Regions from separate parts of the Homo sapiens genome. Here region 2 is linked to region 1. Evidence: chromatin loops called from intact Hi-C (ENCODE). Cell type or tissue: OCI-LY7. All regions are shown on one strand.

Region 1 (8,000 bases):
GTTTTAAAGCTTTATATTTAGAAACAGAAGGAATTTTACTGAAGATCTTAGAATAAGAGATAAAAAAGGCCACCACTTTGCTTTATCTTCTAATTGACAGTGGTACATAACCCTCACGTAATAGGAAACCTATCACAATATGTTGGGATTCCAACGAGATGTTTAAATGTTTCTTGCATTGACCTTGTGAATAATATAAAGACTGGCAGCTATGATAAACAGGAAAGGACACCTGCCTTTGGTGTCACTTGGACCTTAGTTCTAATATGAGTGTTTCTATTAACCAGTAATGTGGCCATGGGCTCTTTGGGACTCAGTTTCCTCATGTATAGTATCAATAGAGAGGACAAATGGATTTAATATTTTCTAAAGTTACTTCTAATGCCATATGAGAATTTGTATGGGGCTAAAGATCACATAAGGTGATAGATCAATGCCAGCATAGGGAGAGATGAGGACCCTGATGACACCTACCAAAGCATCTGTGTTTTTCTGATGCCAGTACTGTTGATCAAATCTGCAAAAGATACAACACCATGGTAACAGCATTATTGGCAAAATCAGCATTTGAAAAACTCTCAGTAAGGTAGAAAGATTGGTTAAGCAGTATCATTAAAATTGAAAATGGTAAGTAGGATTCAGTTAAAAAGATTAAAAGGAAAACATGACTCCAATAAAAGATGAGGGGAAATGTTTCCTTTATATTACTTAAGAAAAACCTGAGGTTTTAGTTGACCAGGAAGCACAAAATGATTGACATGGCAGCTTAAGAAAATAATTAATTTAGGGAACTAGGGATTAATCTGGCACAGAGAAGACTTGAGGAGTGATTAAGCCTCAAAATACTCACAGGGAAGAGGGAGTTGACATGTTTATTTTTGTGCAGAAGATAGAACTAGGTCCACCAAATGGAAGTTCAAGGAGGTAGATTTTGACTTCATATAAACAATAATTTTGGTTTTATATATCAGAAAGTGTTTGTTGAGCATTTAGTGTGTCCTGTGCATAACTGACATGTGGGGCTACAGAAAAGGGCACAGAATCGCATTCAAGGAGCCCAGAGTCCAGTAATAAACATGCTACGGTGAGAGGAAGTGAACACCCCAAATGGAATAAGTCATCAAGCAAGGCTTACTGATGACTGCTAAAGGGAAATCTTGTATATATTGGATGACTTATTAAATCTAACCTCTTTTCAACTTTAGTTCCAGGCCACTGGTTCTGGCTGTGGCAAGGCACTTCCTTTAAAAATTGCAACAAGTAAGCCAATCTTACTTACTGGTACTTATACACCAAGTGTCAGAAATTCAACCACAAAGAGAACTTATATTTTAAAAAGAGGACTCATGGTTACCAGTTGGTTCATTCTTTCTACAAACATTTCATAGGGACATCCTGCTCACTGCTCTGCGAAGGACTGCCCTTGTGATATTGAAAGCCCACTGGTTTTCTACAAACATTCCTCAGTGCCCAGGTGTATCAGTGTATCATTTCCCACTCTACTGAAGCTATCATTTCCCACTCTACTGAAGCTACCATTTCTAATATAATAATTTTAAATTGGGACTCAGAATGTTTTAACATCTCATGAGATGGAACATCAAGAAGTGCATATTTTCAATGTTGCTGTAATATTAAGTTCCTGAGAAGGTTCATTGCTCATTTCTGGTTTGGGCAATGTTTTATGACAAGCTACAATTAATACAAATCCCAAGAATTATCTTGGAGAGCTCTCAAAATGGTGCTATAAGATTTCCTCAGTGAGGCTGCTAAGTCTTTTGGCCATAAATCTCCCCCAGTAACACGGCTTATTCAATTTAAGGCTGCAAGCCAAAGAGAGATTAATGAGATGAGTTGTCCACCAGTCAAGGAAAGAACACAAGATCTATCCTATCTTATTTCATCTTCTGGTTTAATCATTATAAGTGTTATGTAATGTGACATTCACACATTACTGGAGATGTTCAAGGAACAAATTGCACATCACTAATCAGCAGATCATTTTTCATTTTCTTGCAGAATGTAAAATTAATGATGCCCTCCCTTTTTTTTTATTAAATTCCTAAAAAACAAGTTATATTAAATAACAAATTGAACATAGGAACAATAAGCATTTTTTTCTTTTGCAATTTCAATGCTTTTCTCTACACTAACCAATCCCAGCAGTGTTAGAAAAGAGGCTTAAGGAGCTACTACTTATTTTGTTTCGGTTCGTTAGAACTCCGACAAGCAGCCTGCTCTTTCGGGATCCAAAATGTTCTTTTCCCACTTGATTCTTTCATGTCTGTTATTCCTCTTTAACTTGGTGATTGTAACATACTTGGATGCGATTTCCAATCTGCTAATTGGGTCCTGGGGAGTGTCCCGGCTGGGCTGGGGCAGCGAGGCCACATTGAATTGGCCGGGCCTCATGCTCTCTGCCAGGAGGTGCTCCGGCAGGAATCCCTCTGACAGAGGAGCTGCAGGATGCCCCTTCGGCTGGCGTGGCTGATGGAGGTGGGCACCCTGCCTGCAGGCACTGCAGCCTCAATCAGCCCGCCCCTCCAACGTGCTGGGGATTTTAATTAAGAAACCCTTTCGATATGCCGTTGTAAAATACTGAAGAAGGCTCATCAAAAAGAAGCTTGGATTCTCTGAAATTTAAACATTTAGTAGGCCCCAGGAACCACTTTATTTTCAAGTTATGGCGGTCACTTAGAACATCCATCTCCTCCTTTCCTGCTCAAAACAAGCCGGTTTCATAGGTTATTCTTCTCCATCTCCTTTAGTACCTACTTCCTTAATAATTCAAGTGTTACTTCCTCCTGACATTTCTCAGTTGGACCTTTCAAATTTTAGCTGTGGTTAGATAACACGGTGCTGCTTTGGCTCAACAGCTCGCTCGGTAAATAGGTCAGGACAGGTATGTGTGGATCCCCTCCTCCCCTGTTTTATTCACACACAGCTGTCCACCTCCTGAAAGCTGCCTTCCTTCAGGGACACACAGCAGCTGATCCATCATCTACAGTGAGAAAAGGAGCAGCGACATGTAGGGCCACCCCAGGGATGTTACTGCTAGGAAATCAGTTGCCAAATGCAAATGTCCCAGTATGAGATAAGGGTGGGAGGTAGCTGTGGAATGAGGGAAGAAAATCCATCAAACCTGGATTTAAAACAAAAAAGACCTGGCTTCTGGTCCTGGACATGCTATTCACTGCCTGTGTCACCTCTCTGAGCCTCAGTCTCCTTTGCTGTAAAGATAATATCTGCCTCAATGAGCAGCTGTAGACACGTACCCACATACCCAAAGAGGTGGCATTCGTAGCTGTGGTTAAAAAAATCAAAACAGAAACAATATCAGTATTTACCAGAAAGTAAGATGGCTAAATAAATAATGAGGTATTCATTCCATGGGCATGCAGTCATTGAAAGGAGTGAGGTAGATCTGAATGTTTTATTATGGAACCATCTCCAAGACATATTATGATTTTAAAAAAAGCTTGAAGTAGAAAATTACATATAGTTTGATATCCTTAGTGTTAAAGGATCTACACAGCAATAGTGTACTTTTTAAAATAGTCTTACCTGAGCATAAATGAATAGAAACAAGTGCTGGACACACACAGTGCTAACAGGGGTTAATCCTGTGGAGGGAGCAGGGAACTGGAACCAGATGTGGCTCATGGGGCATTTTTACTTTTATCAGTAATACTTCAATTTCTTACAAAGGAATGCATTTCTTTACTACATGTGTAACTAAAAACTATTTCAAAAGAGAAAGAGTGCTTGTGAGATAATGAGTGTGAAACTACTCTGAAAAACAGAAAATCCTGGGTAGATGTGAACTTTTACTATTCACTCTGCCCAGGTCACACCACATCTATCACAGCCATTTCCACCTCAGGCAAGGCAGGCAAAGCAACTCATTCCCTCCTCCCTCTGTTCCCTTCATGACTAGCTTCAAGAACCCTGTGGAAGGGGGGTTGGGCTTCCACTGGTTCCCTCCCTGTGCACATAACCAAGCAGTGAATGTGATGGCCTTAAGGCGGAGCCTACATCAGGCCCTAGGTAAAAAGCCTGTTGATTAAACCCTCTATTGGTTACGGGCCTCCAAGTACAACATGTAAACCTCTTTTGGGATTCCTTCTATCAATGCTTCATCAGGTCCAACTTAATGGGGTTGGTGCAACCCAGGGGTTTCTGGACCACTTTTTTCCTCTCCACTCATCCCTCTTACCCCTCAGCCCCACAAGAAGCCTCACTAAGCAAATGTTTTCCTAATGAAACCATTCCTGAATTTAAACTTTTTGCCCCCTTGAGGGTGCTATCACCCCTGCTGGGAACCCATGATGTAAGCTAACTATTCCATACTATGTGCCAGGTGCTTCTTAAAGCATGGTGCCTGAATTTAATCTTTAAAAACATGAGTAATCGGAAGCACAGAGAAGTTAAGTACATACCATAGGTTGCCTAGCAATAAGTGCCAGGGCTGGGATCAGAACCCAGACAGTCTGACTTCCATCTATGCTCATGACCACTGCCCTATGCTACCTCTCAGAGAAAATGTGCCCAAAAATGCTTGAGAAAAACATCTTGCCTTACAGACAGAGATCAATAGAGTTTATCCCACATGAAACTGTCACCTTTCAGTGGTGTTTGTAGCAAATAGAGGTTGAGATTAAAGGTAACACACCAAAGTGTAAGTAACATAAGGTCCTATAAACATAGGTTTCAGGAACACAAGTGGGAGGAAAGAACAAACCTGCTTTTATTGGAGTTTATGGCACTTAGAGATACAGTTTCTTCTTAGACAAGATGTGAATATACAATGGCATGAGACGTACTTTGGAGGGGGAAGTGTGGTTCTACGTGACATACACAGTAATCAGATTTTTGAGCCCCACACTTTCATATATGAAATGAGCAAACCACAATGTGTTCATTTTTCTGCTCGCTATAATAGAGCATGGGTCGGTGGGTATCTTTTCAGCCTCTCATCCAGGACTCCCAAAATAGAGCTCTCCCATCTGACTCTGACCATCACCTGTGTTTTACATTCACAGAGTCCTGCTCACATCTCTGCACATGGCATGTTCTTCTCTCTATTCATCCAAGTGCAATTTTTTTTAGAATAAAATTGAATCTTATCCCCAAACTCAGACAAGCACACATCCTGCCCTCTTCTTGGAGACCCATACCATTCAGCCAGACCTGTTTTCTTCCTCATCTGAGCTTCCACAGCAGTTACTGCTTGCACCACCCATCTGAACTTCTTTGCAGTAAGGGTTGACTTGACAATTATGTGTGCCATTCCCTCTCTTATACCACAAGTTACTTAGTGGTGAGGACTGCTTAGAACTTATACTTCTAGTTACTTTGTCCAGAGCCCAGCACACAGTGTGATGCCTCCAGGGATGAGGAGACTGGTCTCTGATGTAGTTTGCTGTCTAGAATGTGTAGTGTTAAAACATCCATATCAAGGTGGTGGGGGAGCCATTATTTTTTTCACTCTGCAGGAAAAAATTGGACCACAAACACAAAATTGGACTTACAAACACATCGTTACTGGGTATAAGGTTGGAGAAGATACAATAATCATTTCAGCACCAAGCTTCCGCTGTGATTTTACAGTGATTTCACCTTTCTCCCAAAGCTTCTAGACAACAGTCATACCTTAGGCCCACAGGCTCCAAAGGTAGCCAATTAAAATCCTGGTAAGCAGAAGAGTCTGGCCTCTTAGTCAAATAATGAATCAGCATCTCAAAGATGAGTGGGAGAGGTGATCTCCCATGCTACTTCTCAGTTGGGCAGTGAATTGTAGGTAATAAGCACATGGCTCCCAAGGCAGGCTGATTGCTAAACCCCTTCTGCTGCTCACAAACTCTAGGACCTTGGACAAAGGTACTTAACAACTTTGTGCCTCCATTTCTTCATCTGTAAAATGGAATTAAAGCTGTATTCTCACCCCAAATTAAATGTGGCACACTTAGAAGAGTGTTGCTAACTGTACTATTGTTTGCAAAGGTGCATATAATCAAGAAAGAAGAAACTGGCAGATGCTCTGGATAATGTGAAGAACAAACACACCCAATGGACTAACTTTTAACAATGCTCAAATTCTGGGGTATCAGTGTGCACATTTCTCACATGACAGTCATAAAGCAGGCTGGCTTTTATAATGCCTGCGATTTAGGCTAGGGATGATAGAATCATTCTTTAATTAACCTGCTGCTACCAGAGGATCCTATATAAACCAGAGTACTCATCTTTTAAACAGATGAGCTTTTCACACCTACTAAAATGAATCCAAAGTAATTGCTGTTATCTTGGCGGTTGGGGAGAGGCTTCAGTTTACTGTGACCAAATAACTCCATTTCTGAGGGGATTTGTGCACCATCCCACACTCAGCTGGTGCCATCAAATGCAAAAAAAAAAAAAAAAAGGAAGAAAAAAGAAAACCTACAACTGACAAAATGCAAACTTAAAAATAACTTCAACTGCTCTTATTCTCTTAGCTAAACAAATTATCGCCATAATGATGTTGGGCAGCAATTATGACCAAGTTCACAAACAGACACACTCTATAATCATTTGTGCAAAATGAGAAATCACTTCACCTAAAAATGATTTTCATGACTAAGGACATGTGAACACAGTTCCTCTTCAAGACTATTTTCCCAAGTTCTCACTGACTACTGCTTATCCAACCTTGAATGAAGGGAAGGCTGAGCTAGTTCTAGTTTTAAAACTTGTTTCTTTTTAAAAAAGTTATCATCAATTTCTTCTAACAACTATCTCTGGCAAGATCAGAAGTCCAGAATTCAGAGAAGATTGAAGAACATACACCTTTTGGTGTAAATTATTTCATTTCACTGTGACTTCTTGTAGGGCATTTTAAATGGTGTGTATCTTACTGGGTCTTGTATAGATCATCTCTCTCCAGTTTTCCAGAGATGACACAGGTGAAAAGGAACTCTGTGACTTTCAATTAAATGACAAGGTCCTCATGCTTCAATTGTCCCACTTTCCTGGTGCACTCACAATCAAAGCAGCTGTCCTAGGTCTAGAGCCAGGACACTTCCTGCCTCAAACCAATCTTCATAATTCCCAGTTGGTTTGGCTGAGGCATGGCCATGAGGCCGGTGGCTTCATATAAACAAGTGAGGCACTTTGTGAATAAAAGCAACAAGTCATGGCACCTCATTCCACCCACAAAGGGGAAGAAGGTTGCCCAAGGTCAAGGGCAGGGGTTGGCATCAAACCTCCCTCTTGAGACTCTCATATATCCAGGAACATGGAAAAATAAAGGCCAGGAGGAGGCCTACTCTCTAGCATTTATAGGAGACTGGCGTCCGATGTAGTTTGCTGTTTAGAATGTGTCTGTGTTAAAACATCTCTATGGAGGTAGTGGGGGAGCCACTGGTTTGTTCACTCTGCAGAAAAAATTGGACCACTGGCCTTACAAACACATCATTACTGGGTATAAGGTTAGAGAAGATACAATAATCATTTCAGCTCCAAGCTTCCACTGTGATTTTACACTGTGGTTTTACCTTTCTCCCAAAGCTTCTAGACAATAGTCATAGCTTAGGCCCACAGGCTCCAAAGGTAGCCAATTAAAATCCTGGTAAACAGAAGCATCTGCCCTCTTCTCTCTTACTGTTTCCTCTGTGGCTAAAAATAAAGAGTGGATGGAAAGGCCTGTTACTCTTCAGACATATTTGATCCTGGGAGGCTGAAACAAGTAAGACCAAGCTGATGGCTGCCTCCTTCCAGTAGAATGTTCCCTGTGACATCTTAGCCTATGGCTGTCAGTCTAGTTCTGCATGTCTTTCCTGTGTCTCCATCTGTCTCATTCTCTCTGCCTTCCTGTATCTGTCAGGATGTTGGTGGGGCGGGTCCAGATGGGGGAGGGGGCGCGGGGGTGTGTGTCTGCCTGTTTCTCTCTTTGTGTGTGGGCATGTGTGTCTGTTTTCATCTCCCTCTGTCTCTCTGTCCCTGTTTCTCACTCTGCATGTATC
Region 2 (8,000 bases), 70 kb after region 1:
CTTTTAACTTTTATTTTAAGTTCAGGGGTACATGTGCAGGTTTGGTATATAGGTAAACTGTGTGTCACAGGGTTTTGGTGTACAGATTATTTCATCATCCAGGTAATAAGCACAGTAATGGCACCTGATAGGTAGTTTTTCGATCCTCTCTCTCCTCCCACCTTCCACTCTGAAATAAGCCCCAGTATCTGTTGTTCTTCTCTTTGTGTTCGCGTTTATGTGTTCTCACTGTTTAGCTCCCACTTATAAGAGAGAACATACAGTATTCGGGTTTTTGTTTCTTCATTAGTTCGCTTTCTTAGGATAATGGCTTACAGATCCATCCATGTTGCTGCAAAGGACATGATCTTGTTCTTTTTTATGGCTGCATAGTATTCCATGGTGTATATGTACCACATTTCTTTATCCACCCTACCATCAATGGGCATTTAGGTGGATCCCATGTCTTTGTTATTTTGAATAGTGATACAGTAAACATATGCATGGATGTGTCTTTATGGTAGAATGATTTATATTTCTTTGGGTATACAATGGGATTCCTAGGGCAAATGGTAATTCTGTTTTAAGTTCTTTGAGGAATCACCACTGCTTTCCACAATGGCTGAACTAATTTACCCTCCCACAAACAATGTATAAGTGTTCCCTTTTCTCCACAACCTTGCCAGCATCTGAGTTTTTTGGCTTTTTAGTAATAGCCATTGTGACTGGTACAAGATGGTATCTCATTGTGGTTTTGATTGGCATTCTCTAATGATTAATGATATTGAGCATTTTTTCATATCCCTTGTCAGCTGTTTGCATGTCTTCCTTTGAAAACTGTCTGTTCATGTCCTTTGCTCACTTTCTAGAGGGGCTGTTTGCTTTTTGCTTGTAAATTATTTTTTTGTTTGTTTGTTTTTGTTTTTTTATTATTATACTTTAAGTTTTAGGGTACATGTGCACAATGTGCAGGTTAGTTACATATGTATACATGTGCCATGCTGGTGTGCTGTACCCATTAACTCGTCATTAAGCATTGCTTGTAAATTTTTAAAATTCCTTATACATACTGAATATTAGATCTTTGTCAGATGCCTGGTTTGTAAATATTATCTCCCATTCTGTAGATTGTCTCTTTACTCTGTTGATAGTTTCTTTTGCTGTGCAGAAGCTCTTCAGTTTAATTAGGTCCCATTTGTCAATTTTTGTTTTTATTGCAATTGTTTTTGGCATCTTCATCATGAAATCTTTGCCAGGTCCTATGTCCAGAATGGTATTTCCTAGGTTATCTTCCAAGGCTTTTACAGTTTTAGGTTTTGCATATAAGTCTTTAATCCATCTTGAGTTGATTTTTCTAAGGAAGGGGTCCAGCTTCACTATTCTGCTTATGGCTAGCCAGTTATCCCAGCACTATTTATTAAATAGGGAGTCCTTTCCCCATTGCAAAAGCACATTTTAAATGTTTAATTTTTAATGCTTAGAGATAGAACTTTCACTACAATCAAAAATGGAAAAGGAAAAATAATACATACACAAATATATAAAAAGAAACTTTCAGAATCCTCTTGTTCAAGAGGATGACCACCCAGTAACAGAAAAATCACTCTCCTGTCCATCATTCACATTACAGGGCCAAAAACACAAGTTCATTCTTTCAACACAATCAAAGCTCACGCCAAGACCTGGATAATAAAGTTTTGCAGGGGATATTTAATAGTGGAGATATTTTTTGAGTCATGACTTTTATATTAATAACTCTTATGCCAATAATCTCTACAGTTAAGTTGAATTAAGTCAGAACCTGTCACTCATTGTAGGGAGCATAAAGAGGCCAATCTTTTCAATGTTTATATTCTTGAGTGTGGAAAAAAATTCATTATCATACTTAAACCTTTTTTGTTTTCAGTTACTGAACATCTGAAATGAAAGAAAAAAGAAGGGTAAGCAAAAATAGGGTAAGAGAGCCTGATTGTTGAATCACTGAGGCATGGGACTATGACTATGAATGAAGGACAGAAGATGGTCTGAATGATACATTCTCAGGGAGCACTGGGGAAGGGGAGCTATGAAGCCCAGAAAGAGGCTAGAGCTGGTGAGAGCCACAGTTATTTTCCACGGTATTTTACGGTATGTAATCTCAAATGTCTACCTTGGCACAACCAGATCCATGTCGTGGTGATAGAATACGACAGCTTCATTATAGGTTATTAAATAATTGACCCCAGGGCATGTGGTTGGAACTAGAACCCAGACCCTGTGGACCCTTCCCAAGCCCAGGGCTCTTTGCTCCATAAAACGTAAGTTTATGATGCAATATGACTTTGTAGTATTAAGGTTTCTTAGGAAATTAATCAAATTATGCGACATGATTATGACCTGTGTGCCTCTAATGTTTTTTACATTGAGGGTTCTAGAACCAAAGAATTTCTTTATACTTATCCATCCATTCCACCCATCACTTCTATCTTCCCAGTAGGAGCAGTCTTAGAACCTTTGATTTACAAAGGCTTCCCACCTTATCCAGTAGGATCTCTTCTCCAGGCTGCACCAGGCTGCATTGATTGCTCCAAAGCCAATCTGGCCATGGGGTGAAAATAAACTGCTTAACGGGCTTGTGTCTCAACAGGGCAGGACCACCTATGTGACAACTGTTACCTTTGGAAATATCAGACTATGCACCTGTCAAGACTGGGATGGTTTTCACCAGGCAGTTTTGCAATGTTTTTTGAAAGTGCAAATGTCACAATCAAGTATAATCTGAAGTTCTTGCCCATGTAAATATCTCTGAGAAGAAGAAGAACACAATAACACCATGGCTGGCTGCCCACTCCAGGCATTTACATGAGCTATTCCCTAGTCCAAAGCCCCTAGCCTGCCCCAACAGCTCCACCAGGTTAACACTCACTCTCCTTCAGGACCTGGCTTAAACCCTACTTCATTCAGGAGGAAGTCATTGCGTCCTCCACCAAGTCAGCATTAGATCATCCTGCCATGTGCCCTCAAAACACTGTCCTCTAAATTATAATGGCCTGATTATTTGTTTGTATTGGTTGATAGATTACAAGATCTGTGAAGGCCTGAGTAGCCCCATTTCCTGGCATATAGTATGCCCTCAAATATTAGTTAAATGGAATGATTGTCTCAATTAATCATGCATGCAGGCATGAAATATTTTAAAAATGAACCAAACTGCTAAAGTTATTTTACTTTGTATAAAATGCTTGTTTTAAAAAAGAACTGTAAGCAAAGAGGATTTACTTATATAATACACATATCTTCCTTAATGTGAATTTTTTTCTGTCTCTGATGTCTCCTAAAAAATACAAATTAGGTAGATAATTCTTCAAGAAGTCATCTAGAAGCAGACTGTTACATTGCAGGGAAAAAAATTCAAGAAAGTTTATTCTGTCTTCATACTTCTGGTGAAATTTACCAGCATATTAGGTGAGATCTTGTGAAATTTGAATCAAAGAACCCAAAAAATTTTAAAAAGTTATGACAAAAAAGACAATTAATAGGGAATAAGTATTTCTACTTTTGAGTTTGCCATTACACATTTTCAAGCAAAAGTGGTGCCTACAGATAACAATAATAAGCCTCCTTCTCATTCACCACTGTGTACCCTCTCTATAACAACCACCACGAGTCACAGGAATTGCTCAGGGTTGGGTGCTGCAGCAACTCAGGAAACCAGAGCAAGATCCAGAACCGCTCCCCTCGGGTCTAGAAATGCAACTCTCCAATCCTAACTTATTTAACACAAGAACTATGACTGCGTTAAAGGACACCAAGATTATGTATGAGTCCTTTTCAACCACAGAATTTGATTTAGTTACAGACAGAAAATGGCACACTATCAAATCATGCCACTTCATATGTGATATGACACATCCACCACATCCAGTCCCAAGGGGCCTCATGCCTCTTACTAACACACTTTTAGTGATGTATGGCCAAAACCCTTTCACCATTTAGGGCCCCTGATCGCCAGGAAAATCGCCATGTGATGGTTCTAGGGAGAGCACATTTCTGTGCCCAGGGGAAGCTGGCCTCAAGGACCCCCTCAGACTCCAGCACCTGCTTTGCTGCAGAGACAAGCTAGGATAAAACACCAGGCAGAGGGTTCACATCTAAGAGCCCAGAGGTTTGCATCTGCACCTGCTCTGCCTTTGCCACTGAATCACATGGGACCTCAAAAACATTTCCTGAGTTCTCAATACTTCAGGCTTCATTTGGTTTTCTAGGTTGATGAAAAGAATATAGTTATAAACTTAAGTGAGGGGCTGGGAAATAGCTAAGAGAGAAGAAAGAAAGATTATTCAACCTTGAAGGAGGTAGCAGAAGCAGAGCAGGAACAGCCATATCCTGTGTGAGCATATGTTATATGCAGGGAACCAAACTGCAAATGCGAAATATCCCATATCATTGAATCATCCCAACTAGCTACCATGGCAGGAATCAGTATCTCCATTTTACAGAGGATAAAGAGAATCTCCGTAGGTTCAAAACACAAAGCTAGTTTCAGTTCCTTTACATACTTATTATGTGACCTTGGGCAACATATTACTTAAAATCTCAAGGCAGTTTCCTTAGCCATAAAATGGGGATAATACTACCTACACTATATAATTGTTACAAGGATTAAATTCAAAATACATGCAAATCCCTTAGTGCCTGATATGGTAAATAACTAATAAACATAAATAGCACAAGTAATTATTGTCTATACTACAAATGATGGCAATAAAAGTGCCAGTAACAATAACAAATAGAACAATCTTTTTGTGAAGTGGCAGAGCTGGGATTCAAACATAGATCTGCCAGATTCTAAAGCCTTTGCTCTTAATTCATACATCTGCAATATAACCCTTAGCTAATAAGAATTAAGCTGCAGGAATGGATGTATCCAGGAGGAAAAGAAAGGACGGAAAGAGGGGAGGCATGGAAAGAAAAAGCAGATAAATGTTGATATATAAAAATAAACATGTGAATACATACATTATAGATATAATTTTTCCTTTAGAAAATGGTGAACAGCTTTTCTTTTAAAATTGTATATGCACATGTTGCATTGTTTCTTTAGGTCAGGTATTTTACAGTAGATATAGTTATCCTCACCATACCAGCTTGGGGCTGGAGAATCTATCTGATGGAAGGTACTCAATAAAGATTTGCTGATTGAGCTTTCTTTCCAAGGAGATCTTGATTAGAGCAGAAGGGCAAATACTCTAGCCTCCAAGGTCTTTGACATGGGCAGGAGGCTGCCTCCTCTGGAAAGGCTGCAGGACTGCTCTGCCTGAAGGTGGCCTCCGGGGCCAGGGTGAGTAATCAGATCCATATCCAGCCCCAACCTTTGATAGTCTATTCAAAGTTGGGTTTGCAGAATGGCCATAATCAAAAAAATCAAAAAATAATAAATATTGGCATGGATGTGGTGAAAAGGGAACACTTTTACACTCTTGGTGGGAATGTAAACTAGTACAACAACTATGGAAAACAGTGTGGAGATTCCTTAAAGAACTAAAAGTAGAACTATCATTTGATCCAGCAATTCCACTCCTGGGTATCTACCTAGAGGAAAAGAAGTTATTATACAAAAAAAAAATTGCACACGCATGTTTATAGCAGCGTAATTTGCAATTGCCAAAATATAAAACCAACCCAAATGTCCATCCGCCAACAAGCTGATAAAGAAAATGTGGTATATATATACCATAGAATACTACTCAGCCATAAAAAGGAATAACATAATGGCATTCACAGCAACCAGGATAGAACTGGAGACTACTATTCTAAGTGAAGTAATTCAGGAATGGAAAACCAAACATCGTATGTTCTCTCTCATACGTGGGAGCTAAGCTATGAGGACGCAAAGGCGTAAGAATGATACAATGGACTTTGGGGACTCAGGAGAAAGGGTGGGATGGGGATGAGGGATAAAAGACTACACATTGGGTACAGTGTTCACTGCTTGGGTGATGGGTGCACTAAAATCTCAGAAATCACTACTAAAGAAGATATTCATGTAACCAAACACCACTGGTTCTCCCAAATCCTATTGAAATAATAATAATAAGAAGAAGTTGTGTTTGCAAAGTCACAAGGAAGCAGTCATCAACCTGGATAGGGAAGAGGAGGCACTATTTATGCTGAGACTAAAATATTCAGTTCTGCCACATATAGAAATAAAGATTTTGCTGAATATTGGACAATAATTTAGACTATGTCATCATGTTAGAAATACAAAACTTGATTCACAAAGCTTTTTCCACTTCCTCTGGATTATGATTAAAAGAAAAATCTAGTTCTAAAAATGAAAGGGATTTATGATCATAATTTAATTTCCTCTTCTCAAGAAAAACACACAAAAACACAAAACAAAGCTGAGGATTTTCTTTAAAAATTTTGTCTGTCAAGAACATTATTAATGAAGTAGAAAGAGGTTTAAGTTTTTCGCAGGGAGTTAGAGGGTACTATTATGATTTCAAAACTTACATCTTAAAAGACCTTTGAATTGATGGATTTAATCATGTATGAAATTAAAATGAGGTGTTATCTTAAAAGGCTAAATTTATTTTAGTACAATTTGAAGATTTTAATACATGTCCAAGGCTGACTGTTTATCAGTGTTGGCATTTTTAAAATAACAAGGGATGATGTGAGTATTTTTTTTCCGAACAAGATTTGTAATTTATGTAGCAGGAACAACTTTATGTGCCAGTGATTTGTCCTCCTGCCACTGTAACTGATGACAAAGCACTAATTTTTACACATCAAAGAAATTAAACCTAGCTTTCCTGTGCATTATTGACCTTTACTGTACACAAAGCAACACAGAAGAAACAAATTACACTGCAGTAAAGTTTTGGATTTCCTTTCCACATTGGATTTCACTCAATGGTTGCATGAAACTGCTGACCAATGAATAAAGTTTTGTTTTTAGAAGATGCTGTTCCTGTTTGATGCAGGGGGAGAAAAGAAGAAAGAAGAAAAGCTTGAAAGTGGTCACTGTACCCACATATTATTGGATTCATCCTTCAAAGATACAAATTAGGTGGCATTCTTTACAGGATGTTTGTCCAGGCCTGAATAGGAAATTCAAGCTACCACTGGTGAAATTCCAAGGAACCAGAAGATCCCAGAGATCTATTCAACAACAAATTATTGCTTGAGCATTTCTGAAAGCCTGGCACTATACTTGCCCTGGGGATACATTGGCAAACACATCCGACAAAAGTCCTGGCCCTTGTGGGGCTTATATTTTGTTAGAGGAAAACATACACATATATGCGTATTTGTGTGTGTGAGTCTGTGTCTGTGCGTGTGTGTGTAAGAGAGATGGGGATAGAGAAACACTAAAAAGAAAGAAGGACAAGGAGTCCAGGGAAAGGTTGTAATCTGAGCAAAAACATGAGAGGAAATTGTCCAGATATCTGGAGGTGAAGTATTTCAACCAAGAAGAACAGCAAGTGCAAAGACCCTGAGATGGTGCATGGCGGGGCTTAAATAACATCTATGAGACCAGTGTGGCCAAGGCAGTGGATGAAAGCAAAAGAGTAAGAGATGAGGAGAGGGATGAAAAGAAACCTTCTGGAAGTTGAATCTGCCAATAAACATTTAAGTCCCTTTAAATTCTCAACAAAATCTGTGAGGTCTTTGTAAATCTCCAGCGCCTGGCAAGCCCACCATCTCTAGAAAGCACTGTAGTAAGCAAATGCTTCCCTACATCCATCTCCTGAAGCTGCCACCCAGTGGACTGCTTTCTATCCTCTGGAATACCAGAGAGAAGAACTGAACCCAGCTTCCTAAAATAGACCAAGCAGGCAATGTTCAAGGCGGTTACCTCTTCCTACTCTTCTTCAGGACAAACTTTTTGTTTTCTTCAACATGTCTCTTATAATTGCCATCCACTCACTGTCCCCACACTCTTCCTGATACGCTCCAAGATTTGGGTGGGGCATTCGGAACTACATGCAGCATGCATTTTTCCATGCAAGTAACTTAATAGACTACGTAAAAGT

The links. Hi-C counts contacts between places; a loop is a spot of excess contacts. Peaks named below come from ENCODE experiments on the same cell type or tissue, not always from the same donor. Only the 100,000 strongest peaks of a DNase experiment are listed, where the experiment ranks them.
Region 2: a loop joins it to region 1, with 2.8 times the contacts of the local background. A loop is called at or near these places in 2 of 110 quality-filtered maps.

Annotation. Positions count from the first base shown.
Region 1 is chr1:76,285,809-76,293,808 of GRCh38, reverse strand. The region is part of intron 1 of ST6GALNAC3 (ST6 N-acetylgalactosaminide alpha-2,6-sialyltransferase 3); the gene reads right to left. Among named protein-coding and RNA genes, the nearest start is that of ST6GALNAC3, 220 kb to the right of the region's middle. In OCI-LY7, a CTCF peak has its summit at 4,235; DNase peaks (open chromatin) are centred at 1,238 and 7,928; H3K4me3 peaks cover 2,607 bases; H3K27ac peaks cover 2,840 bases.
Region 2 is chr1:76,215,572-76,223,571 of GRCh38, reverse strand. The region is part of intron 1 of ST6GALNAC3 (ST6 N-acetylgalactosaminide alpha-2,6-sialyltransferase 3); the gene reads right to left. Among named protein-coding and RNA genes, the nearest start is that of ST6GALNAC3, 140 kb to the right of the region's middle. In OCI-LY7, no CTCF peak of the experiment used is centred here; a DNase peak (open chromatin) is centred at 4,151; H3K4me3 peaks cover 1,381 bases; H3K27ac peaks cover 2,309 bases.